Regions from separate parts of the Homo sapiens genome. Here regions 1 and 2 are each linked to region 3. Evidence: read pairs that join two places in POLR2A ChIA-PET (ENCODE). Cell type or tissue: PC-9. All regions are shown on one strand.

Evidence for each region. ChIA-PET counts read pairs that join two places held together with the same protein. Peaks named below come from ENCODE experiments on the same cell type or tissue, not always from the same donor. Only the 100,000 strongest peaks of a DNase experiment are listed, where the experiment ranks them.
Region 1: POLR2A ChIA-PET joins it to region 3 with 12 read pairs; 2 of 35 experiments call an interaction of 5 or more read pairs at or near these places.
Region 2: POLR2A ChIA-PET joins it to region 3 with 23 read pairs; 3 of 35 experiments call an interaction of 5 or more read pairs at or near these places.

The regions. Positions count from the first base shown.
Region 1 is chr15:59,286,054-59,294,053 of GRCh38, reverse strand. The region is part of intron 1 of MYO1E (myosin IE); the gene reads left to right. Among named protein-coding and RNA genes, the nearest start is that of MYO1E, 83 kb to the left of the region's middle. In PC-9, no CTCF peak of the experiment used is centred here; no DNase peak of the experiment used is centred here; H3K27ac peaks cover 6,953 bases.
Region 2 is chr15:59,273,255-59,281,254 of GRCh38, reverse strand. All of the region lies in intron 1 of MYO1E (myosin IE), which reads left to right. Among named protein-coding and RNA genes, the nearest start is that of LDHAL6B, 70 kb to the right of the region's middle. In PC-9, no CTCF peak of the experiment used is centred here; DNase peaks (open chromatin) are centred at 4,494, 6,538 and 6,914; H3K4me3 peaks cover 510 bases; H3K27ac peaks cover 7,874 bases.
Region 3 is chr15:59,187,147-59,195,146 of GRCh38, reverse strand. It overlaps MYO1E (myosin IE), which reads left to right. Exons shown (of 28, transcript NM_004998.4): 18 at 6,931-7,029. Among named protein-coding and RNA genes, the nearest start is that of LDHAL6B, 16 kb to the left of the region's middle. In PC-9, no CTCF peak of the experiment used is centred here; DNase peaks (open chromatin) are centred at 3,046 and 3,566; H3K4me3 peaks cover 1,118 bases; H3K27ac peaks cover 3,561 bases.

The DNA.
Region 1 (8,000 bases), 99 kb before region 3:
TTTGTTTTGTTTGAGACAGGGTCTTGCTCTGTTGCCCAGGCTGGAATGCAGTGGTACAATCATGGCTCACTGCAGCTTTGACTTCTCAGGCTCAAGCATTTCTCCACCTCAGCTTCCCAAGTAGCAGGGACCACAGGCATGCGCCACCATGCCTGGCTAACTTTTGCATTTTTAGTAGAGACAGGGTTTCACCATGTTTCCCAGGCTAGTCTCAAACTCCTAGGCTCAAGTGATCCACCCACTTCAACCTCTCAAAGTGCTGGGATTACAGGCGTGAGCCACCACAGCTGGCCCATATATCAGGGTTTTTTGTTTTGTTTTGTTTTTGCTACATCAGATGAAAAAACTTTTGAGGGCTTCATTTACCTTTTCTGAATTCACTGTGATGCCTAAAACAACACTGTACATATGTTAGGGGCTTAATATTTTAGATTCAGCTGAATTTCATTAGCTTTATACATATTTTTTAATTTCACAAAAATTATTTATTTTATTTTGTTTTTTTTTTTAGAGGGAGTCTCACTCTGTCACCCAGGCTGGAGTGCAGTGGTGTGATCTTGGCTCACTGCAACCTCCACCTCCCAGGTTCAAGCGATTCTCCTGCCTTGGTCTCCCAAGTAGCTGGGATTACAGGTGCCTGCCACCACGCCTGGCTAATTTTTGTATTTTTAGTAGAGATGGGGTTTCACCATGTTGGCCAGGCTGGTCTCAAACTCCTGACCTCAAGTTAATAATCATGCCAGCATTATGGACTGTTGGGACAATTGAATGAGTTAGTATAAGTAAAGTGCTTAGAATGTTGCTTGGCAGATAGGGAACCCTCAATAAACTTAACTGGGAGGGGGTTTCATTCTAAGCCAGTGTGCCTTCCATCTGGTAGATGGGGGTGATTGTCCGTTGCCCTTCTTTTCCTAGCAGAATAAAAAGGGTGCCTTGCTGAATTCTAAACTGTTTTCTCCCACTCAGTGCAGACTTATTCCTTACCTGTGGTGTTTGGACCAATGGTACCCCCATGCCTCCCTGTGCAACTCCAGAAAAGTGGCTTCCCCAGCCCAGCACACAGGACAGCTTAAACAGTTTATGAGCCGAGGCCTCCCCTTTGTCTACAAACTCCCATTTGCCTGCCACCTCAAATCCTATGGGATAGATCCCCCTGAGACTTTATACAACAAGGTCACCTCTCAAGCTCTGGCTTGTAGAAATTTAGTCCCTTCTTTGGCAATGTGGATGCCTGAAGTAGTAGATAGTGGGCTATGTTCAGATAAGAAAGACCCCCTAAATGGGTAGACCCACGCTCATTTCGCGGTCTTGTTTGTAGCTGTAGTACTGTCGCAGTTCAGTTGAGATTTTCATCACACTGGTCAGGAAATTCATAGTGAAGGTTACTACAGCAACCTTAACTCTGCTCTGGAAAGCATAGCCCTTACAATGGGGCCTTTCAGAGGCTGGCCCTGAAGCTGGGCAGTGATTCAGTCTATTCAGAACACAATGGGGCAAACCAGAATAGAAAGGAACTGCACATTGTTTTAGGCCTCCCATTGCCATCTGTAGCATTTCGTATTGTTGTCCATCCTTGCGGCCAACATGAGTTTTAGTTTCTCTAGTAACGCACTTTAAATTTCAGAACTCATATGCCTGCCAGTCGTAGTACATTTCATGGGAGTTGAAATAGTAATAATAATTCTGTAGTGGTGTACAAACTCACAGCCAGAAGATGCTGTAGAAACACATGTAGGAAAAGGTGGATTAAGGCTTTTCATTTGGAGACAAGGGAAACACCCATTGGGTGTGTTTGAAACAAAACTGATGAATTTGCCTTGAAATCCTGTAAAACTATCATAGATTTTTTTCTTTAAAAAGAATGTAATCTTTAAATGACCAGTAAAATAAAATCACCCCTTGCCTTTATCCACAGCCACTCAAAACAAATCCACTCACCAAACAAAATTTACTTAACAATAGGATCTGAACGGTTTACTTACATTTTTAAATCTAGAGAGTGTTGGGTAGATTTTAAAAAGCTGAATTTAGCTATTTAGCATGTGAACTATAGTTATACTAAGCAAAAGAGCTGTGGTTTCCTTAGAATGAGAGTTGGAAGGAAACTTTTTAAAATTTTTTTTTCCTTTAGAGCATTTATGGTATTTGATTTATTCATACTGCTTGCCCTGTGATCAAACAACTTTTCTTTGTTGTCTATTTAGATCCCTAGGGTTGTTTTATTTCCTTCCCTTCTTTAATGTTTCCCTCATGTTTAATTTAAATCATTTGCTTTTTATCTTCCTCGGCATCTCAAGCTATTTCTCTTTTTGTTAATCTTTGTTTTCTCTCTCTCTCTCTCTTTTTTTTTTTTTTTTTTTTTTTTTTTTTTAGTATTTTTAGTAGAGACGGGATTTCACCATGTTGGCCAGGCTAATCTCAAACTCCTGATCTCAGGTGATCCGCACGCCTTGACCTCCCAAAGTGCTGGGATTACAGGTGTGAGCCACCACGCCTGGCCACCTTTGTTCTCTTTTTGCTGCACTAAATTTAAAAAATAAATAAAAAATAATTGAAATGTGCTTTTGTTTGTTTGTTTTAGTGCAAAGCTAGCAGCTACTTCTGTATCTTAAACACACCAGCCTCCAACAAACACCAACAAACAATCGGTGAAACCTTTTCCTTTTAACTCCGGTGAACTTGAATTGACATGTAGTCACACCCAGGTATCTTTGGGTGTTGGTTATTTGATTAGGAGGTAATACTGTGTTTTTGGTCCAACTCCAAGGAAAGGAAGGGGTCACAGACCAGCAAAGAATATCAGGAGTACTGGTGCTGCTTTTCTTCATATTTTGGGTCGCTGGGCTCAGGTAGAAAGAGACTTTTGTGCACTTGGGAACAGAGTATCGTACAAATCCTTTCAGCATTTTTGCAACCAGAAACCATGCAAATGTTTTTGCAGATATGCTTGTGGTCTTGCTGGCAGTTTGTGAGCACAACGCTCTGTTTGAGGTGGTGATGTTGACTTCTGTTTTCTATTCACTGTCCTGCCCCAAATCGAGCATGCCGTCTTGTACTTTAATTGTGTGAGCACACTCTTTTCTACCTAATGCGGAGAGTGGGTATCAGTTGGTCTCCATTCCTTGCATAAAATGATTTTTACTATTACTGCTTTGAGATAATTTGTGTGTTTATCTCAGCACCTTTGACTCTCATTCCTGTCAGTACAGCAAGGGAACCCAGCATTTACTACCAGCTCTGACTTTGCAGGGTTGAGAGTGGCATGCTGTTTGACTTTGGAAACTATGTTAAAAATTCCTCCAGTGGATCCCTAGCTGGGACTGTTTTGGCAATTGATGTCTATCTTGCCTACTTTTTCTGAGGATTTCTGCAAGGTTATTTTAAACATATTCAAGTTGTCTGATTGTGCTGAGGCACCGTTGTCACAAAAGAAAGTCACAGTCTATTACCTCTGCAAAATTTTTGAATGAGAAGCCCGCTGTTACTGAACACCAGGCATGGGGAGTCTGACTTTGAAGCTGGCTACGAGGCATGCTTTCAAGGAGACAAGGCAGAGGCCCAAAGATGTCGCAGGGTGGCTCCAAAGCTCTGATCTCAGCTTTGCTGAGGCATCTCCTGTGCCCGTGATCTTTCTAAGAGTCAGTCATTCAAGGTACCCAAAATGTCCCTCTGTTTAGAAAGGGTAGCTCTGTTCCGTAGCCAAGGTAACACTTCATCCAGTTTACCACTGTGGGATCTAAAGGCAGCTTCAAGGGTTGCATATGAAACCTGGCTCTCAGAGGACATCTCCCGTGAGATATTTTCACCGAGTGGGGAATCCATTTCTTCTGTCTTCTACCGTAGCCTTAATAGAAGCTGCCAGGTTTCTAAAGCCACCAAACCAGTACAAATCTGGATTCCATGGACACACACACTCTGTCACCAAGTTTTTCATCTGTTAAATGGGGATCACAGTACCTCCCTGTTTCTAGAATTCTTTTGAAACCAAATGAAACAATGTACGCAAAGCACCTAACGTAGCATTGGGAACATGGTTGGTGCTCAAGAAAAGTGATGCCCGTTCCCCGATCCCCAAACATTGTGGGGCACACTTCTTGATGTGGGTTGCCCTTTTGATGCCATATTATATTTCACAGATACAATGAGAAGTAAGTATTCTTGGAGAAGGAAATGCAAAAATTTCCTTGGATTTTCTAGGGAGTTGTGAGTTTTAAACTGGTGTGACCCAACCATGTCCATAATCACATCAGACATGGTCAGTTTGTGTTTTGCTTTCAGTTTTAGTGATTCTGGCAGGAGAGAGTTACTGGCAGAAGGAACACCTTGAAATGCTACAGCCAGAGATCTCTAACTAGATGACAGCTTTCTAATTTCTGCTGGCATTGCCCCTCATCTTCTGGAGATTGCCTTTTTCCTTTCTGTCTGTCTTGTTTCTAGATTTCAAGCCAATGCCTTAACTCTTACTTTCTTCCCATAAGCAGACACCTGTGTCTTGGGTGGATGACAAGGGGTTCTGGGAAAGAGATCTCCAAAGTGGGGTCTATGCACTTTTATGTGCAAGGAAACTCACTGGAAAGAAAATATTAAAACCTAATTTGTATTTATCTTTACATTAAAAACTAAGATGAAATTGAGCTGCTCCCATATATAATATTTGGATGGACCCCAGTCTCCTCATGCAGTTTGATTGCCAGAGGGTCAGGGCTCACAAATGGTATTACTTATTATTTGAGAAATTCAAATTATATAAATGCCTGGATTCAGCTGATTATTTTATGGTAAGCATCCAAAATAGTGCCTTATTTTTCTTCCCAGAAACAAAAAACTTTTGGTACAGATTTGCTCAGGAGGGACTGGAAGCAGAGAGCTGCACAGTGCTGGGCTGGGAGTCAGAGGACCCGAGTTCTAGTCCTGGTTCCAGTCCAGGATGGCCCCGTGGACACATCCTTTCACCTCTCTGGCCCTCAGGTCCCTCATCTGTAAAGTAAAAGTTTTGCACTGCTTAATCGATAGGCCAGGCCCCTTCCAGCTACAATATTTTAGGGTTCTGAATGTAAATATGTAAGTATTCTGCCCCTTCCTTATCCCTGCCACTTTGTTGTTTGTTTAAACACCTTAATTTTTTGCCTACAAGGCATCAGTCTGTTGCTCAAATGGTCTTTGTCACTGGCTTCCATTTTGGTTAGCCTGCTGAACTCCCTATGTATCTTCTCTGCAGCTACTGTCTGTCGTCTTCTTTTCTGTGGCGGATCCCTATTCTCAGAATCCCATATTCAAATTGACTCACATTTATAGTGTCCAGTTATACATCACTTGAGCATCATGAAACTTTAAAAGTTCTATATTTTTTATTTGAATCCTGTCCCTCCTATTATCTTATTAGCCAGATGAGATGACAGTACCCAGTCTCTTTCTTGAAATATCATACATCCAATCAGAGCTATATTAGTGGCTAGTAGTATCCCAGTTCACTTATTAATAACCAATGCAAAACTTTACTCATCTGGTACTGTGAGCTTGGGTAATATGAAATCTCTGTGCGTTATCTCTTTTAATGTACTCAAAAGCACTGAACGGGGCTGGGTATGACAGCTCACACCTGTAATCCCAACACTTTGGGAGGCCAAGGCAGGAAGATCGCTTGAACCCAGGAGTTCGAGACCATCCTGGGCAACATAGTGAGACCCCCATCCCTACAAAAACTAAAGAAATTAGCCAGACATGGTGGCACACACCTGTAGTCCCAGCTACTCGGTAGGCCGAGGCAGAAGAATCACTTGAGCCCAGGAGGCCCAGGCTGCAGTGAGCTGTGATCACACCACTGCACTCTAGCCTGGGTGACAGAGTGAGACCCTGTCTCAAAAAAGAAAAGAAAAGAAAGATTAATTTAAAAAAAGTAATAGAATTATTTGCCCAATATTTGGTGAGTCGGTGAGTGACAGTGGTAGTAGTAGTGGGGTTTGAGTTAAGGAATAATTGTTTGCAAAGTGAGAACTGTAAGGAGTGCCTCTGTGCACCACGCAGTTCAAAACCCATCAGGAACATGGCAGGCTCGCTGAGCGCCTTCGCTGCACATTGTTGATTGTCATGTATTTGTATGACTATCATCTACTTTAAAAGTTTTCATTTGACAATAACTTATAATCATTCATTCACGCATTTTCTGATCCACTCCTTCTAGTTGAGGGTTGCAGGTGGCCAGAGTCTATCCCGGCAGCTCAGGGAGCATGGCAGGAACCAGGCCTGGACAGGAGGCCATCCTATCTTAGGGTGCTCACACAATCCCCCACATTCACTCAGACTGAGACCATGTCAACACCCCAATGTACTCAATGTGCATGTCTTTGGCATGTGGGAGGAAACCCTCACAGACATGGGAAAAACATGCAGACTCCTCACTGGCTGGACCAGGAATCCATTTTTCTTCCTCATTATCTTTATCACAAAATGGCGTCATCCGAGGACCTGCTCTATTGGCTTGCTGTTGAACCTTTAATAAAGATCTAAGCTGATCAAAGGAAGGCAGAATCTACCTATTTGTGGCCACCCTAGAAGCATACAACAGTGAGGGTCCTGGTAAGATCAGTGAAGCCGTGCTGATCTTCCAAATTGGTTTTTATTGCAAATTCATTCTAGAGCTTGCTGATTGAACTTGGGGCTGGGGAGGTGGCAGCAACTGCAGGTAGCCCTCAGAAAGTCTGTCGGGAAGGACACATCAATAGAAGATAAGGCTCCCGTCTCTGCATGCTGCAGTGCTTGCCTTCTGCAAACTGGGCTTGCGATTTGGGTGTGGGTTCCGAGAGACAAGCCCCTAGCAGGCCCATTAGAAGACAGTGCCTCCCTTCATGTCTATCCTAGGGCTTTTAGTTGAATTATCAAGCTTGTTCTTAATTTTCCCCACCCCTTCTAAGTTCCCCAAGCCCACTCCTAAAGTCCAAGGTATGGATCAGAAGAAACAGCAAGATAGCCCTGCATCCTCTGTCAGGTGGTGGAAGGGAGTGAGAGGATGAACTTGTTTGTGATCACACATTGAGCGGCCCTGAGCCTGCAGGACCCTTGGCGACACTGATCTGCCATGTGGATTAGTGGCTGCTCTTGTGGCTTCTCCCTGAGATGTGCCCACGGGACTCTCATCTCTGCCACCCATCAACCAGCTGTGGTCTGAGATCTCTGTTTGTAAACATGTGTCATTGATACCCTAAAGGCCCCTAGACCAATGCCCTTATGGTTACATTTTGCCCCAAGAGGGACATGGTGCCACTGTGCCATAGATCAGAGCAGATCAGGCAAGCCAAGGGTCCAGAAGTAACCATGCCAGAAACAGGCATTCCTCACTTCTGCATTTGGTTCAGCGTTGGCTAGTGGTTGTTCAGGGAATGCTCCTTGCCCCTGAGCTTGGCTTGTTTCCCTGGACTCCGTATCCCTATAGCAAACCCACAACAAAGGCTGTGCCCACATCAAGACACCCCTGATCACATCCAGACCCTTCCCCCGCTTAGCACGTCCAGACACAGTACCCCTAAGTGAGAGATGACACACCAACACCTTACCTGTGTCACCGCTCCTTAAAATCCAACTCTTTATACTCTTGTGGAGTTTCCACGTTGGCTTTTAAAAGACAGAGATGAGAAAATAATTTCATCAACCTTATAAAACTTTTAAAAATTGAGTTCTTATTCAGATATGCCCCAAACATTTTTCAGAAAAATAGGGCAATCTGAGAAAACCATAACATGTGAGTAGTTGGTTAACTCATGTCAGCATACCTCCAGCATTTTGCATGACTTATAAATAATGCGTATTTTGCAAGCAGTATAGGAGAGATTCTTCCAAGGATAGGAAGTCCTGACTTTTTGGCAGGTTGATATCAACTCTGCCACAGCCTGCTGATAACTCTTTGCATACTGTTCTTTTTCTCAGAATAGCATTTAAATTAGAGTTTCTTTGTTCCATGGTACAGGGTGATAGTTCATATTATGTCACAAGAAATTGTTCAGTTA
Region 2 (8,000 bases), 86 kb before region 3:
GAAAAGTCATGGGGAAAGTCAGACATCATAGTAATCCCAGGGCAGACATATCGCATGGAGGGTGGGACACCTTTCTGCTTCAAATGGTGTTAATATTGAAAGAACCTGTAGGCTGAAAGAGATACAAACTTGAACATGTCTTTACAAAGCGAAGAGGAAATTACGTAAAGACCTTGCTTTGCGAGCTGTGGTCTGGTGATGGGTGGCTTCTCTTGGGCAGCTTGTCATCCAGGACCCTTGTCCTCATCCTCTAGTGGGTTGGAGGTGAGGATGGGGGAGGGGGTGGCAGCTACAAAAATTTCTGCAACAAAGCCTCTAAAACTGGGTGATCATCAGCCTCACCAGTAAAGCCACTACACAGTTCCTGACGTGAGATTAGTATTTGGTACAATGCTTCCAGAGTAATCAAAATTTTTATAATATTTTTTCATCTGTGATGATATTAAACAGTGATATTTGAAGAGTACCTGGCCCTTAGTAAATGTCATGCGCCAGAATATATCACACCTAAGATGCTACTGGTTATAAAAGGAGCATCATTATTTTATTTACAGTATTGAAAAATAAAAAAAAACTGCCAGTTAAGCTATAACACATCATTGATTATAAGACATCCTTTTTTTTTTTTTTTTGAGATGGACTTTCGCTCTTGTTGCCCAGGCTGGAGTGCAATGGCGCGATCTCAGCTCACTGCAACCTCTGCCTCCCAGGTTTAAGCAATTCTCCTGACTCAGCCTCTGGAGTAGCTGGGATTACAGGAGTGCACCACCACGAGGCTAATTTTGTATTTTTAGCAGGGACGGGGTTTCACAATGTTGACCAGGCTGGTCTTGAACTCCTGACCTCAAGTGATCTGCCCACCTTGGCTTCCCAAAGTGCTGGGATTACAGGCATGAGCTGCTGCGTCCAGTTGATTATAAGACATCCTAATTTCAAAATGTGAAAATGTGAAAAAGAATGCATCTTAGAGTTGATGGAATACATTAACTGTTCATTTACAACATCTTATCTTTGAACTGTTCATTGATATAGAAAATGATCCTTTTGAGATTGACATTTCAGGCAGAGAAAGTAAAAGAAAGCTGTCGTGTCTCTTCTTTCTGGGAGCCTATTGTTAAAAAAAGTTTGCTATATCTGCAAGCTGGAATAAACAAAAAGAATTGGAGACTGAGTTGACATGAAATAATAAAAAATATGGAAAACAGTGTCAGACATTTATATATTTCATTCTGCTTAGCAAGACTTTCACATCCATTATCTTATTTGATCTAACTTTTTTCACAATGAAAACAGCTCTGTGTGTGTATATTTTATATATACATACTCAGAAAAATAAAACAGTGCAGAAAGTACACTGAGATAAACAACCACAACATTTTAACAACTGTATTTTTGTACAGAGATAGTGCATATAAATACTATCATACGTTCAATCAAAACAAAATTGGGGCTCCTTACCATCCCTTGTTATTTTCAACAAACCTTTTTTTCCCTCCCCCTTCTAACCCACTCAGCCAATGTTGCTGGCTTGGTGTGCACCTTCCATGCACTGGATCATGTCATCATGTAAAACCAGCTCTACCCCTAAAAGGATTGGGGGTGGTTTGATGGTCAGTCTTATTTGATCTTCCCAGTGGCCCAGGGGGGAGTGTAGTGTTATGAACCCCTTTTTGCTGAGGAGGGGACAGGCTCCAAGAGGTTGACTGATTTGTGTGACACCCTATGGCTAAGTGGCACAGGGTCTTGGCTGGGAGGGCTAGTCTTTGAGAGTTGTCCTTGGCTTTTTTGAGATCAAGTTGGTCACAGATGCAACCTAGCAGCCTGAGACAGTCCCAGTTTATGTGCCTTCCTCCAGCTTTATCATTAACAACACTCTCTTCTGCATCAAAAGTGTCCCGGGCTGAATGATACATTATATGTTTGCTCTAGTGGTGGAACACTTCTCCACCGGGGGCCAGCTCTTCTAGGAAGGTTGATTCCAGGCACCACTGACTAAGAGATCACTGGACCCACAGTAGACCTGGAGCCTGTGTCTACACTTGGACTTAACGATGATATTGGAAGTGAGCTTTGGTATCGCAGAAAGAGCAGAGAAAAGGAAGTCAGAAATCCCTGTGTCAGGTCTCAGGGATGAAAGGAGACCACGTGTATGTGAAAATGCTACACAAATAATGAATCTGTGGTATGGTCACATATATTTAAATGGATGAAACTTTATGAATAAGCACATACTCCATATTCATTGAGTATTCCCTTCCCCGAGCCTCACGTGCCACCCCCTCAGTGCACTTTTCCACCCACTCCAAGCAGAGGCAACATGGTACATTATGACCCCAAGCTTCAGTTTCTCCATTTGTAAAATAGTGCAGAAATTATAATACTTGTGTCTTGCAAGTGTTGTGAGAATTAAATGAGATAATTATGTAAAAAGCATTGGCACGTATTTCTGGTTTCAGTAAATGTTCCAATTATCTAGGAGTGTAAGGGGTTGAGAGTGGGTTGTTGGCTACTGACTACCCTGTCCCCCATGCACTGTTTCAGGAACACTTTTTCCTCATATTGTACTCTGTGCACTGAAGTCCAGCACACACATACTTGCTTCAGAGACACATCTTCCCATCACCAAAATATTAGGGGTTTAAATTTCATAAAGTTGAAATAAAGTGCAAGCCCAATGCTGGTTTGTAGACCAGTTTGCAAGCCCAGTGCCTTGTATGTAGCAGACAGACAAATATTTTTGGTTGATTTTTCATCATTTGCAGTGGAAGTAAATGTTTCAGTCCAGTAAAATGGCAGAAATGTAAAAGGTGGAATTCCAGAATGTCTTAAAATTAAAATAGGTAGTCCCTTTCCTGTTATTACTCACGGAGACAGAAAAATCCCATTACAAAACAAGCTCAGTTTGACTGCAGGCCAGAGTGTTACCCATTGTCCATTGTTCACCGTAAGAATATGGTTTATCTGCTTCTCAGGGTGATCTACTTATAACACTGGGGGCATTCTAGTCCCAGGTTTTCTGAAATCAAATCTGCTGTCCTGTTGTGCTCATGGGCCAACTAAATGGCTCAGACATGATACTATCTTACTGTCCACACAGCGTCTTCCAATCACCTTTCAAACCTGGACTTAGCATAGAATCCAGTCTTAGGACAGTCCTGGCTTTTGACTTTGAGAGCCTGGTCAGTGCCCAACAGCAACCCAGAAAATGCTCAATTATATTGATGTTTCTATTTATTTTAAGATTTTACTAACACATGCATATGATTAAAAAATGTAAACTGTACAGAAAGGTCTAAAATGGAAAATAAAGGTTACATTTCTCCTAAAACTCCAGGTCTTCTCCCCAAAAGTACCAACAAAACAATTATAGCAAACATGCCGTTTTAAAAAAATTACACAAATTCAGTAATTCCATATGTATTCCACATATTGACTACTCTTTCAATGAAACAGTATCTTCAAGCTCTTTCCATATCAGGACATGCAAGTTCCTTTAATGACTGCAAAGTACTCCTTTGCAGAGCATTCTGTATTCTAATCAGTCCCTTAATGATGCTTCTGTTTCCCTATTACAAACTTTGCTACAGTGAACAACCTTGCACATGTATCTTTTGCAGGTGTATCTTGAGGTAGTTTCCTAAAAAATACAGTTGCTGGCTCAAAGAGGATGAGGCTTTGATGTTTTTTTTTTTTTTTTTTTTTTTTTGTGGGGGGATGGAGTCTTGCTCTGTTGCCAGGCTGGAGTGCAGTGGCCCGATCTCAGCTCACTGCAACCTCCGCCTCCTGGGTTCAAGCAATTCTCCTGCCTCAGCCTCCCGAGTAGCCGGGACTACAAGCTCATGCCACCATGCCCAGCTAAATTTTGTATTTTTAGTAGAAACAGGGTTTCACTATGTTGGCTGGGATGGTCTTGATCTCTTGAGCTTGTGATCCGCCCACCTTGGCCTCCCAAAGTTCTGGAATTACAGGTATGAGCCACCGCGCCTGGCCCAGACTTTGATTTTTATTTAGTTAACTATGTTTATATATTGGTCTGTGTGTCTAAAATTTCAATACCGATTTCTAAATTGCTACCTAAAAATACTGTGCAGTTTACTCTTTGTAGAAGTTTGTAAGAGTATTGATGGTCACCTCCTCCCCACTGCCCTGTACGGGGTGGGGGACCTTGTTGTATTTACACAACACACTTAATTGTCTCCCTTTTCTGGGCATTTGAAGGCATTTGAAGATAGTGGTTACCAAGTATATGGGTAACTCCTCCTTTCTCCCAGATGCATCAAAGAACAGTGCTCCCTGGGACACTAATGAAGTGTTTGCAGAACCGCTGCCGCGTGGGGCCAGGCCTACCCTGGGGCTGTCTCCTGGGCAATGAAGGTGGACTTTCAGGAGAGAATAATCCTTCCTGTGTATGCTGACTCACCTTTGCTCTTCCTGGTCCCCACCCTGGTAAACAGACACCAGTCAGTGAGGTTCCACCTTTGAAAAAATCAGTCAGGGAATCACCCATCTGAGGTTCCCAGCCTCAAGGCCGAGTTCTTCCTGTGTGTGAGGGACTCTGGTGTTTGGGTTCCACCTCTTAAATGTTAGCAACAAACCAGGCTATTATGTGGATAGGGGCGTACCCTACTTTCCAGAACTTGCACATGAATCAACTGCTTTTTAATAAACTACGTCATCCTTAGAAACGGAATGTGGATCTGAGAGTGTCTGCACTCAATCTCTATCTAATGGAAATTTCTCCGTCATAATTTGTAGGAAGTGTCAGGGATAAGAGTAACTTTTCATTATTGTTATTATTACGTTCATGTCGTAGCTGGCACGCCCGCCACTGCCCTCCTCCCTTTGTACAGTGTGCTGCGCTCACCAGGAGCTGCTGTAAAATGCAATACCTTGCTGAGTATCCACCTGTTTAAAATGGTACCATTTTTAGTGGGGGGAGCAAAAGGGAATTACTCAAAAATGAAGCTCGCCTGAGAGTCATGAAGTAGTAGCCCAATAAACAATGCCTTTGCCCTCTGAAGAGAATGGCTGCCCTCACACTGATGAGGAACCATCTCTGCTGCCCCTCTCCCAGCACACATGGCAGCCAAACCTGCCCCTGCCTCTCAGCAGGGGTAGAGGAAGAAATGAGGGGCAAAACGGGTGCGAAGGGTTAGTTGCCCCAGAGCCCTATTGCATATTCTCACAATTCTAGGGCGGTAGTTTGTGTCTTAGAACAACTTTCAGCCTCTGCTCCCTAGAGCGTAGGATAGTGCGTGGTAACAATGCCCCACCACACCGCCCATGTAACTCCTGGCATTCAGCGGCTGTGTGCAGAGGCTGTGTGCCTCTGGACAAGTCACACTAGTAGCAAATTCTGTTGTCCCCTACCCAGCAACAGAAAATGGTTTTTGTTTCACTGTGGGGAACTTTTCAGCTTCCCTGGCTGGGCTGAGGGTCTGCACATCCATGTTTGGTTTCCAGCTTTGCTGATAACCATATCACCCTCTGCTAAAGCTTCCCAGCTTTCATTGATCCACCTTGTCCTTGACGATCTGGGCAGGTCAGGTTCTCCCAAAGGCTCTGAGTTGCTCCCACCTCCAGGTTCTTTACTCTCTCCCTTTGCCTCATCTGGGTGGGTTTTTAGGGGAGTGGGGAGAATAAATGCATAGTGAGGAGTGGTCACTAAAGACAGAAGTTACCATTAGAAAACCTTGGGCAGTTTACAGTTTTTTCAGCAGTAAAATAGAGATAGTAATACATAGTATGGGGGGATGGTTGTGAAGGTTGAATGAGTTCACATATGTAACTATAATTGCCTGGCAGAGGGAGGGAGAGACAGGGAAGGGAGACAGGGAGGGAGGGCGGAAGAGAGAGAGGGAGAGGGAGAGAGAGATACAGAAACTGATATGTGACCTATTGGATATAAAAAACGTATCAAATCAAAAATAACTTTGGTGTTTTAGTCTCTAATGCTAAGAGGAGGTGGTCATGAATAAAAATTGTATGTCTTTTTAATGATACATTTGGTTTTGGAGACAGTCTGTCATTCCATTGTCATGTTAAACTTAACGGGTAGAAATATCCAATAAGTCAGTCATTCATGTATGAGACTGTGAAGAAACCACGTTTGGATGCGTCCATAGTCATCGAATCTTCGGTTCACATCTTGGCTTTTGCTACTTACTAGTCGGGAGATCTCAGTTTCCTCCTATATGGCATGGGAATGTTAACCCCTCTCTCCTAGGATTGCTTGCAGTAGTAAGTAGAACACCCTCCACAAATCAAATAACTAATTCCTTTGCATATTGTAACCACTGTCACCTTGTTATATAGACAGCAGACTGGAAAATGAGTCCTCTTTGAGCATTAGAGACTGGGGCTAGGAATCTTCAGTATCGAGTGATACTTGGAACTATGAGAATCAATGAACTCTACCGTGAGTGCTTTTCTGCTAGGAAATAACTACCATGAGAAAAAGGAGGAAACAGCCTCTGAGGTGGGGCAGTCAGGAATGTGTCTCTGTGCAGTGAGACAGAGAAAGACCAATGGGTTTGATACTGAGACAAACTTGGGTTACGCTAGGAAGGCAGTTTCTTCGGATCAATACAAACATACGCACCATGACACAGAGCTTCTCTGTTTCTTGTCCTTTATAGAAGTTGAATAAGTACTTATTAACAGCCCTTGTGTTTTATTCAACTCTGCTTCCATTTTTAGATGTCTATGGGGGTTAAAAACCAACCAACCAATCTGCAGGTTGGTTACTCTGGGACCCTAGTTTTCTGTGCAGAGTAACCGTGGGTGCCCAGAAAGCTGGAAAAGGTGGGGAGGTGAGGAGAGGAGGAATCACTGGGAATTATCTGGCTGGAAGTAGACCATGGGCATTCAATGGAAATCTAGTGAGTCATGCTGTGGCCAGTGCTTTTTTCTCTTTCTGCTTTGCCACAAGAGGAAGAAGGAGTGGTGAGGTCTGAGGTAATTTTGTAGAATTGATGCTGTATGTGGTTCTGAGAATGCCAGATATAGAGAGTTTCCTTCTGCAAGACAGCATGGGTGGCAGGCCTTCCAGAATCCCTTTCCAGAGCAGGAGCCCATGACACTGTACACTTTTCCTGTGGTAGCTCCTTCTTGGCTGATTTTAAAAGATGGCTTTTCCCAGAGCTTCTTAGAACTTGCTCTTAGCAAAGGATCTGTGTTTCCCATCGAAAAAAAAGTAAACCATTTAATAAATTTTTAAAATAAAATTTGGAATGGCTTCCATCTTGTTTCTTGTCATCTTCTCCTCTCAAAAAGCCTCCTTTTCCCTTTTTTCATCCTAGTTTTGATGTCTGAGCAGTTGGCCTTTCTAGATACCCTTATTTAGAATTTTTCTCTTCTTCATTCGAAGTCCCCCGAGCAGTGAGCAGGGAGGGGGCAGGGGCGAGTCTCACCCAGTGCAGTGCCCACTGCACTTACCCACTGGCGACACTCCCAGTAGAATGCAAGCATTTGAAGGTAAGGGAGGATCTTCCAATATTGTCATGTAATATTTGCCATTACTTCATATTTATTAGCTTTTTTGCTGATAAGTGTAGATTATAATGAATGTCCTTCCTCCTCTGGTCTCCTCCGGCATAGATTATAATGAATGTCCTTCCTCCTCTGGTCTCCTCCGGCAAATTCTAAATATCTTAGACCTACTTCAAATGGCTCCTTTTCTGGGAAGTCATTTCTTCTGCCTCTCCCAGGACAAAGTGGCCTAACCTCCACTCCTGGAACACCCATTTTGTGTGTGTTTATGTTGACTGTTATTGACGCATGAATCACTTTATTCCATCATTATCTAGGTGTCCTTCAAGGGACTTTGAACTGCCCAAGTGCTCAGCTCCCCAAGTGCTCATGAGTCACTTTGTTCCATCATTATCTAGGTGTCTTCATAGGACTTTAAGCTCCCCAAGTGTGCCATAAGAACTTGTCACGTAGCTGAACACATGGGGGACCCCACTACAGAAATGCCAAATGAAAGGAAGCCCTGCAGC
Region 3 (8,000 bases):
TTCTGTGTAGACATTCTTAGTCCACCCAGCCCCTGATCGGGACCCACAGGATGTGGCCTAGAATGCTTAGCTTGGGGTGGAAAGTGGAGGGCGTAAGAGCTGATGGAAATACAATCCAGCATTTGCTGTGCCTCGTGAAGACACTGGGGACAAGCTGGAGGCTCTGGCATTCCCCCTAAGCACCGTATTGATGAGAAGAACGACTCTGGGAGGAAAGATGTCAAAGGGAAATGCAGAGCACAAGAATTCAGCAAACCCTTTCTGCCCTGACTTCCAGTGAAGCCTGCATCACTGTTCCTCCCACAGCTAGGATTTAGGGAAGTGGCCTGGGCAGGAAGAAATGGCGGCATTGAGGAGGAGCCTGTTAAGGTGGTGGCTAGAGGGTATGAATTTTGTGGCCCGCTGGGAGACCCAGACACACATTGTTCAGAGGCCTGATCCCACTGTCCATAGAAGCATGGGAAGGAGGGAGAGACTTAAACTACAGAGAGGACCCTAGCCATCGTCACCTAGTATCAGTCCCAGGATGGGAGCCTACCAGAATTGCTACCTCTTGTCTTCTCTCTTGGAGAAAAGAAGGTAGGCTCTTTTAGGTGTCGAGTGAAGAACTCCAGGTTTAGCTTCCACAGGAAGACAAGGACTAAAATTCCTAGCTGCCGATTATCTCCTGCGAGGGACAGGTGTGTCCATTTTCCTTCCTGCCAGTAAGATCCTAAACCATGGCAGATAGATGATGCCTGATCCTTTACAGGAGGAAACAGATCCATAGTAAGAAAAACACGTAGGTCAAACATTTACTGTCTGAAAGTTCGTTCTATTTAATATTGAATACTTCGGCATGCAGTCTAAGTCTGTTCTCTCCTCTGAAGAAGCCAGGCTGCTTGGATGTAAGAGCTGCCATCTTTTCAGGCCACTATGTTCTGAATAATCTCATCCATAGATGCATATTCTTAAGGATTTTTTTTTTTTTTGGAGACAAGAGTCTCGCTCTGTCACCCAGGCTGGAGTGCAGCGGCATGATCTTGGTTCACTGCAACCTCTGCCTCCCGGTTTCCAGTGATTCTCCTGCCTCAGCCTCCTGAGTAGTTGAGATTACAGGTGCCCACCATCATGCCTGGCTACTTCTATATTTTTAGTAGAGATGGGGTTTCACCATCTTGACCAGGCTGGTTTTGAACTCCTGACTTCGTGATCCAACTGCCTCGGCCTCCCAAAGTGCTGGGATTACAGGTGTGAGCCACCACCCCTGACCGCTTAAGGCATCTTTTCTATTGAATCTCTGAAATTTTTCAATTTAATGTAGTCAGATTCCTTCTACAATATTGTCCGTTAATGATATTCAGGCCCGGATGAGGAGCTCATACTTGCTAAGGTGACCAGCTCTTCTTTGGTCAATTCTTACTTTAGGAGGCTGTACAGTCCTTCTCTAGGTCACTTTTATCCTAATCCCAGGTTTTCAATCTGCGATAAGAATCATTCTCATTACTTTGCCACTGGACACCTTTTCTGTTAGTTCGAGGTGACCGTCGTGTTTCTCTTGAATCTTCTCTTCTACAGGTTAATCCCTCTCAGTTCCGTCAACAGTTTCTCTAGGACATGAAATATAAGCATTCCCCATCTTAGCCCTTCTCTTGGAGGTACTTAATTTGGCCTCTGCTTTTCTGAAATGTATAGTTCCGCTTCTCCTTTCAGACTAAGAGGGTAGCAGCATTGTCATCTCTTCTCCTCTAAAGATGTAAAATGCTTACACCCAGGAGTTTGAGGCTGCAGAGAGCCATGATTGAGCCACTGCACTCCAGCCCAGCTGTTAGAGTGAGACCCCAAGTCAATCAATCAATCAATCATACAGAAAACATCTTGTTTTGCTCTCTTACATTGGTTCCCATACTTGAGCCTGCCTCAGGATCCCCAGGAGGCCTTGTTAAAGCTGAGATTGCTGGGCTCCATCCCGAGTTTCTGATGCAGTGGGTCTCAGGTGGGGCCCATGAATGTGCATCTTAAAAATCTTGCAGGTGGTGCTGGTGATGATGGCCCAGGCACTGCACTTTGAGAATCACTGATCTAGAGCAAAGAACTAGACTGTGTCCCGGTGCTGACCTATCACTAAGTTGTTAGAGCGAGACTCTTCATCTCCTTAGCCCTCAGTTCCTTCCTCTTAAGAGGGTCCATCTAGAATAGGATCTCCTTCAGTCTGACAGAATGAAGGCTTCCAGACAGTGGCTGTCAGTCTGCCTCTGTCTCTGTCACTTTTACACTCACCTCTCACACATACCCACACTTGTACACCCACCCACACATACATCCACATGTACACACACACAACAGAACAGTGATATTAAATCAATATCCCAATATGATTACTCCAACCAAATCTTTAGTCAACCTTAGAAATAAACCATGAGAGTCTTGGAAGCAGAGGTATTGCCAAAGGGGGCCTTAGCCCACCTTCCCCCATTTCAAACTCTATCCACCTGCTCTTCCCAGCAAATACTCTTAAATGAAAACATCTCACTTGCCCTACAAATGCATTTTGACAGTCTTGGAAAAAGACTCCCTCTGCAAGACGGAGTTGGCATAGCCTAGGGAACAACTGGGCATTGTCTGATCAATGCCCCCTAGCACACCCTCCTCTACCCCACGTAGATAGTTCTACTGAAAGCCCCTCTAAAATAGAAATTTTGCAATAGCTGCTTGGAAGTTCACCAACCCTGATGCTACTTCCTTGTAAAAATCCAACATAATTCATTGGAATATCAGAAAATGGAGAAATTAAATGAGTGGTACATTTTATTCAGTAAATCCTCATAGGATGAGGATGGTATTTTCTCTTTTCTTTTTTTTTTTTTTAAATGATTCCCCTTTGAATTGCAGCAAAGAATTTTATGACATGCATTCAAATAAACTGGTTTTAAGAAGTTCAAGGTATTAGTTGGTCGAGCGTTGATTTATAATTCCAGTAAGACCGCTTTCTGGGATTCCACCCTTAATCCTGGTTTGGGTTTATTGTGTAACAAATGGTTTCACTCCATCCATGAGTCAGGAGTGTTAGGGTCCGTGAAAGGGCAGTGTGCTTCACTGGCTGGGATTACACACCCAGTTGAAGCTCCTGGTAAAGAGGGTTACTCATTCCACAAGTTTATGAGGTGTAGGGTTTTTCTTTTCCTGTTGCAAATGCGTTTTTGTTTGGCTTCTGGCAAGGTTGCTTGCCCTGCATTCTGAATTGCTGCCTTGCAGAGTTCTCTAGCCCTGATCAATTTGAGTAAACGGCCAGGGACAGTCTTGGAAAAAGACTCCCTCTGCAAGATGGAGTTGGCATAGCCTAGGGAACAACTGGGCATTGTCTGATCAACGACTACTGAGGAGGTGACAGTGCTCCAGGAATATGCAAAAATCAACTTGTGTCGCTTTGATGACCCCCAAATTTTAAACATTACAGGACTTGCTAGACTCATTTCTACCAGAAAATTTCCTGATGGTGGAAGTTATAATGAATGAAACAATGTTTTAACATGAGGAATATTCCTTCCTATGTGATTCATGGGAGAGGAACGTTTCTGCTTGAATTAATGGGTGATGCATTCCCTGCCTCGAAAGCTTGGCGTGAAGCCAGTGTTTATGAAAAGTACTTTAAAATGAGCAGAACCTTTAAATGCATTTTTCATGCATTTTTCTCACTAGAGAAAAGGCCAGTGGCGAGTTTTAGATTTGGAGGGTGAGAGAAAGGAAAATTAATTATTTTTCAATTTAATTACCTTTTTAATTGACATGACATTTCTTTCTCTCTCTCTCTCTCTCTCTCTCTCTCTCTCTCTCTGTCTCTGTCTGTCTGACTTATATGGGCAAAGGTGGATATTTAGTACAGACGGGGTTTCACTGTGTTGGCCAGGCTGGTCTCGAACTCCTGACCTCATGATTTGCCCGCCTCGGCCTCCCAAAGTGCTGGGATTACAAGCGTGAGCCACTATGCCCGGCTTAACTCTTTGCACACAGAGGCTTTCTGAAAGTTAATAATCTTAGAGGAATCAACATTTCTGGCTCTTGGCTCTGTAAGACCCATCAAACTGGAGACTCTTAAACACCACTCCCATTGTGACATCCTTCCCATCAGCCAAGGTTGCACCCCCACTTCGAGCTTCATCTGTCCCCCTCCTCCTGTCCCACAGCACCCTGCCACTGGCCTTTCCTATTCTTGTACCTTTGCTTTCACAGCCCTCTGCCTTGTCCTGTATACCTCATGGATTCAACTCGCCCCTCCAGGCCCAGGCACATCACAGTGCTCCTGAGAATCCCTGTGCTGTGAAAAATCCACTTCCTTCTCTATTCTCCTATCCTGGTTTACATATTGTAGCTGGGAATGGATGACGATAATAACAGCTTTACATGCTCGTGCTACGAACTAAGTGCTTTCCATAGAAAGTACTCGTCTAGAAATAAAGAATTTATGCCACCATTCCTGTTTTTACAGAAGAGGAAACTGAGAGGCACAGAGAAGTTGCATCGTGGCAGGGCCAGTGGCGCAGCAGGAATGCAGCACCAGAACCTGGCTCCTAACCACTGTGCTGCCTGTGTGGGCTCCAGCAGGAATCATAGCATTGTCCTTTTTTGGTGACCCTAGCATGTTGCAATAGGCACTGTGTGTGACTGGCCCACAGTAGACATCCGCAAGTATGAGACTTAATTGGAAATGGTGGTTTTTGTGAGAGCCTTACTGGGAAGACAGCTGTTGGGAACCTGCGTGACATCGGAATGAGGATGCTTCTGATTGTCTTTTCAGCTCAGCAGCTCCTGAAAGGCCCATTTTGCTGAGCGCATTAGCCCCGTTATCAGCACAGATATCCCCAAATGTACCAAACAGGGAGTGTGAGGAGTTACCTCCCTACTGCAGCACAATCCTGACATTCCATCTTCGAAAGAGAGAGACCTTACTTTTTATGTCTAATTTGCCTCAAATACCATGTTTCCAAGTGTCTGGTTCAGCCAGCTCGCGCAGCACGCAGCCCAGGCCCAATTTATCTTCCCAGAGTGGATGATCTGAAGCAAGTTTTCAGGATCTGTCGGCATCCAGAGCACTGTGTTTTCCAGCAAGTGGTGGGTTTTCACAAGGCACATGTCCGTGCTCCACCTTAGACCCAGCAGGTGTACTAAAATAGCCTCCCCAAGGTGCAGGCCTACTAAATCAGCATCCCCAAGGTGTGGGGCATGGGGCATCTTCTGGTATGAAAATCCTCATGTGTGAGAATATTAACCTAATAGTTCTTTACATCCATTTTTTCAAAAGACATTGCTAGATTTTTACTGTTAAGAAACCAGGATGGGCCAGGCGTGGTGGATCACCTGAGGCCAGGAGTTCGAGACCAGCCTGGCCAACATGGCGAAACCCCGTCTCTACGAAAAAAGACAAAAAATTACCCAGGCATGGTGGCACATGCCTGTAATTCCAGCTATTCGAGATGCTGAGGCAGGAGAATCTCTTGAACCCACAAGGCGGAGTTTGCAGAGAGCCGAGATTTTGCCACTGCACTCCAGCCTAGATGACAAAGCAAGACTCTGTCTCAAGAAAGAAAGAAAAGAAAGAAAGTTTGCCACTGCACTCCAGCCTGGATGACAAAGTGAGACTCTGACTCAAGAAAGAAAGAAAGAAAAGAAAAAGAAAGGAAAGAAAGTTTGCCACTCCACTCCAGCCTGGATGACAAAGCGAGACTCTGTCTCGAAAGAAAGAAAGGAAAGGGAAAGGGAAAGAAAGAAAGAAAAGGGAAGGGAAAGTGAAGGGAAAGGAAAGGAAGAAACACGCCGAGTACAGTGGCTCATGCCTATAATCCCAGAACTTTGGGAGGCTAAAGCAGGCAGATAATTGAGTTCAGGAGTTTGAGACCAGCCTGGGCAAAGTGGCGAAACCCTGTCTCTCCAAAAAATACAAAAATTAGCCAGGTGTGGTGGTGCATGCTTGTAGTCCCAACTGCGCAGGAGCCTGAAATAGGAGGATCACCTGAGCCTGGGGAGGTCAAGGCTGCAGTGAGCTATCACATCACTACAATGTAGCCTGGATGACAAAGTGAGACCCTGTATCAAAAAAAAATTCTTGTAAGAAAGAAGAAATCAACTAAAACTATAATTTAGATATATTTTAGACCATTTTTAATGTACACACTTGAAATTAATAGTTTTAAATGCCCTTTTGTAACTTGTATTAGAAAAGCCTAGAAGTGTAGTTCCATTAAGTCATAATCAATATTAAAATTTAAGTTCAATAACAAAACCAGCATTAGCATCATTTAATTCAAAAGTTAAAAGTTCTTTCCTTTAGCCTTCTGATTAACCAATATTTTTGTTCATACTCTAGGTGATAGATGGGTCTTTGTGTTACTGTTATTCTTTGAAATAGATATGTAATGCCCTGTTATTTAATTGCTGTATTTTTATTTATTTATTTATTTATATTTATTTTATTTCTGAGACGGAGTCTCACTCTGTCATGCAGGCTGGAGTGCAGTGGTGCAATCTCAGCTCACTGCAGCCTCTGCCTCCCTGGTTCAAGCGATTTTCCTGCCTCAGCCTCCCGAGTAGCTGGGACTACAGGTGCGTGCCACCATGCCTGGCTAATTTTTTTATTTTTAATAGAGACAGGGTTTCACCATGTTGGCCAGGCTGGTCTTGAACTCCTGACCTCAGGTGATCTACCCGCCTCACCCTCCCAAAGTGCTGGAATTACAGGTGTGAGCCACTGCGCCCAGCCTAATTGCTGTATTTCAATATTTAAAAATTAGCATTATGTCATCTGAGAGGTCAGCTCAGTGTTTGAACACTATAAATTGTAGTCTTCTGAATATGTTTCCCTACAGCTTGGAACTGGGGGCTTGGGGGTTGGCTGGTAAGAACACGAGTGAAAGGATTATCCAGTAATGTCCAGGCCCCATTTTCTCCTTTGCACAGGGTAAAGCATCAAGTCGAATATTTGGGTCTGAAAGAGAACATTCGAGTGAGAAGAGCTGGCTATGCCTATCGGCGCATCTTCCAAAAATTCCTACAGAGGTAATGAACTAGTGACTCTGGCCTTTTTTAAAACAGGTTTATTGAGCTATAATTCAAATCTATACAATTCACCCACTTCAAGCGTACGAGTCAATGGCTTTTAACGTATTCACAGAGTTGTGCAACTATCACCACCGTTAATTTTAGGACATTTTCTTACCCTGAAAAGAAATCACGCTTCCCTTTGTTGTCAACCTCCAATTCTCCCCTTGCCTCTGGGCCCAGTCAGTCACTTATCTACCTTCTGTCTATAGATTTGCCTATGCTTTTCATAGCAATGGAATCATATATGTGTCCTCTGTGACTGACTTCTTTCACTGAACATAAGATTCATCCATGTTGTTGCATTTCCATGCTTCCTTCCTGTTAATTGCAGAATAATATTCCATTGTGTGGATATACCACAGTTTACTTATGCATTCATCAGTTGATAAACGTCAGTTGTTTCCACTTCTTGGCTATTATGAATAATGCTGCTATGAAAATCTGTGTACAAGTTTTTATGTGGTCATATTTCATTTCTTTCGGGTATATGCTTCAAAGTGCAATTGCTTGGTCATATGGTAACTCTGCATTTAACCTTTGAGAGGAACTGCCTGATTGTTTTCTGAAGTGGCTGCACCACTTCACATTTTGTACCACCAGCAGTATTTGAGGCTTCCAATTTATCTAAATCCTTGCCAACATAAGTTATTTTCTAACCATCCTAGTGAGTGTGGAGTGGTATTTCATGATGGTTTTGATTTGCATTTCCCAGATGGCAAATTATATTGAGGATTTTTTCATGTGCCTGTTAGCCATTTGTATTTCCTCTTTGGAGAAATGTCTGTGAGGCCCTTTGCCATTTTTTAATTGGGTGTTTTGTCTTTTTATCATTGCATTGTAATAATAATTCTTTTACTGTTATTTATTGTAGAATAAATCAGTAGCCATAAGTATTCATTAGGCTGTCTGTTTAGTGTAACACATAA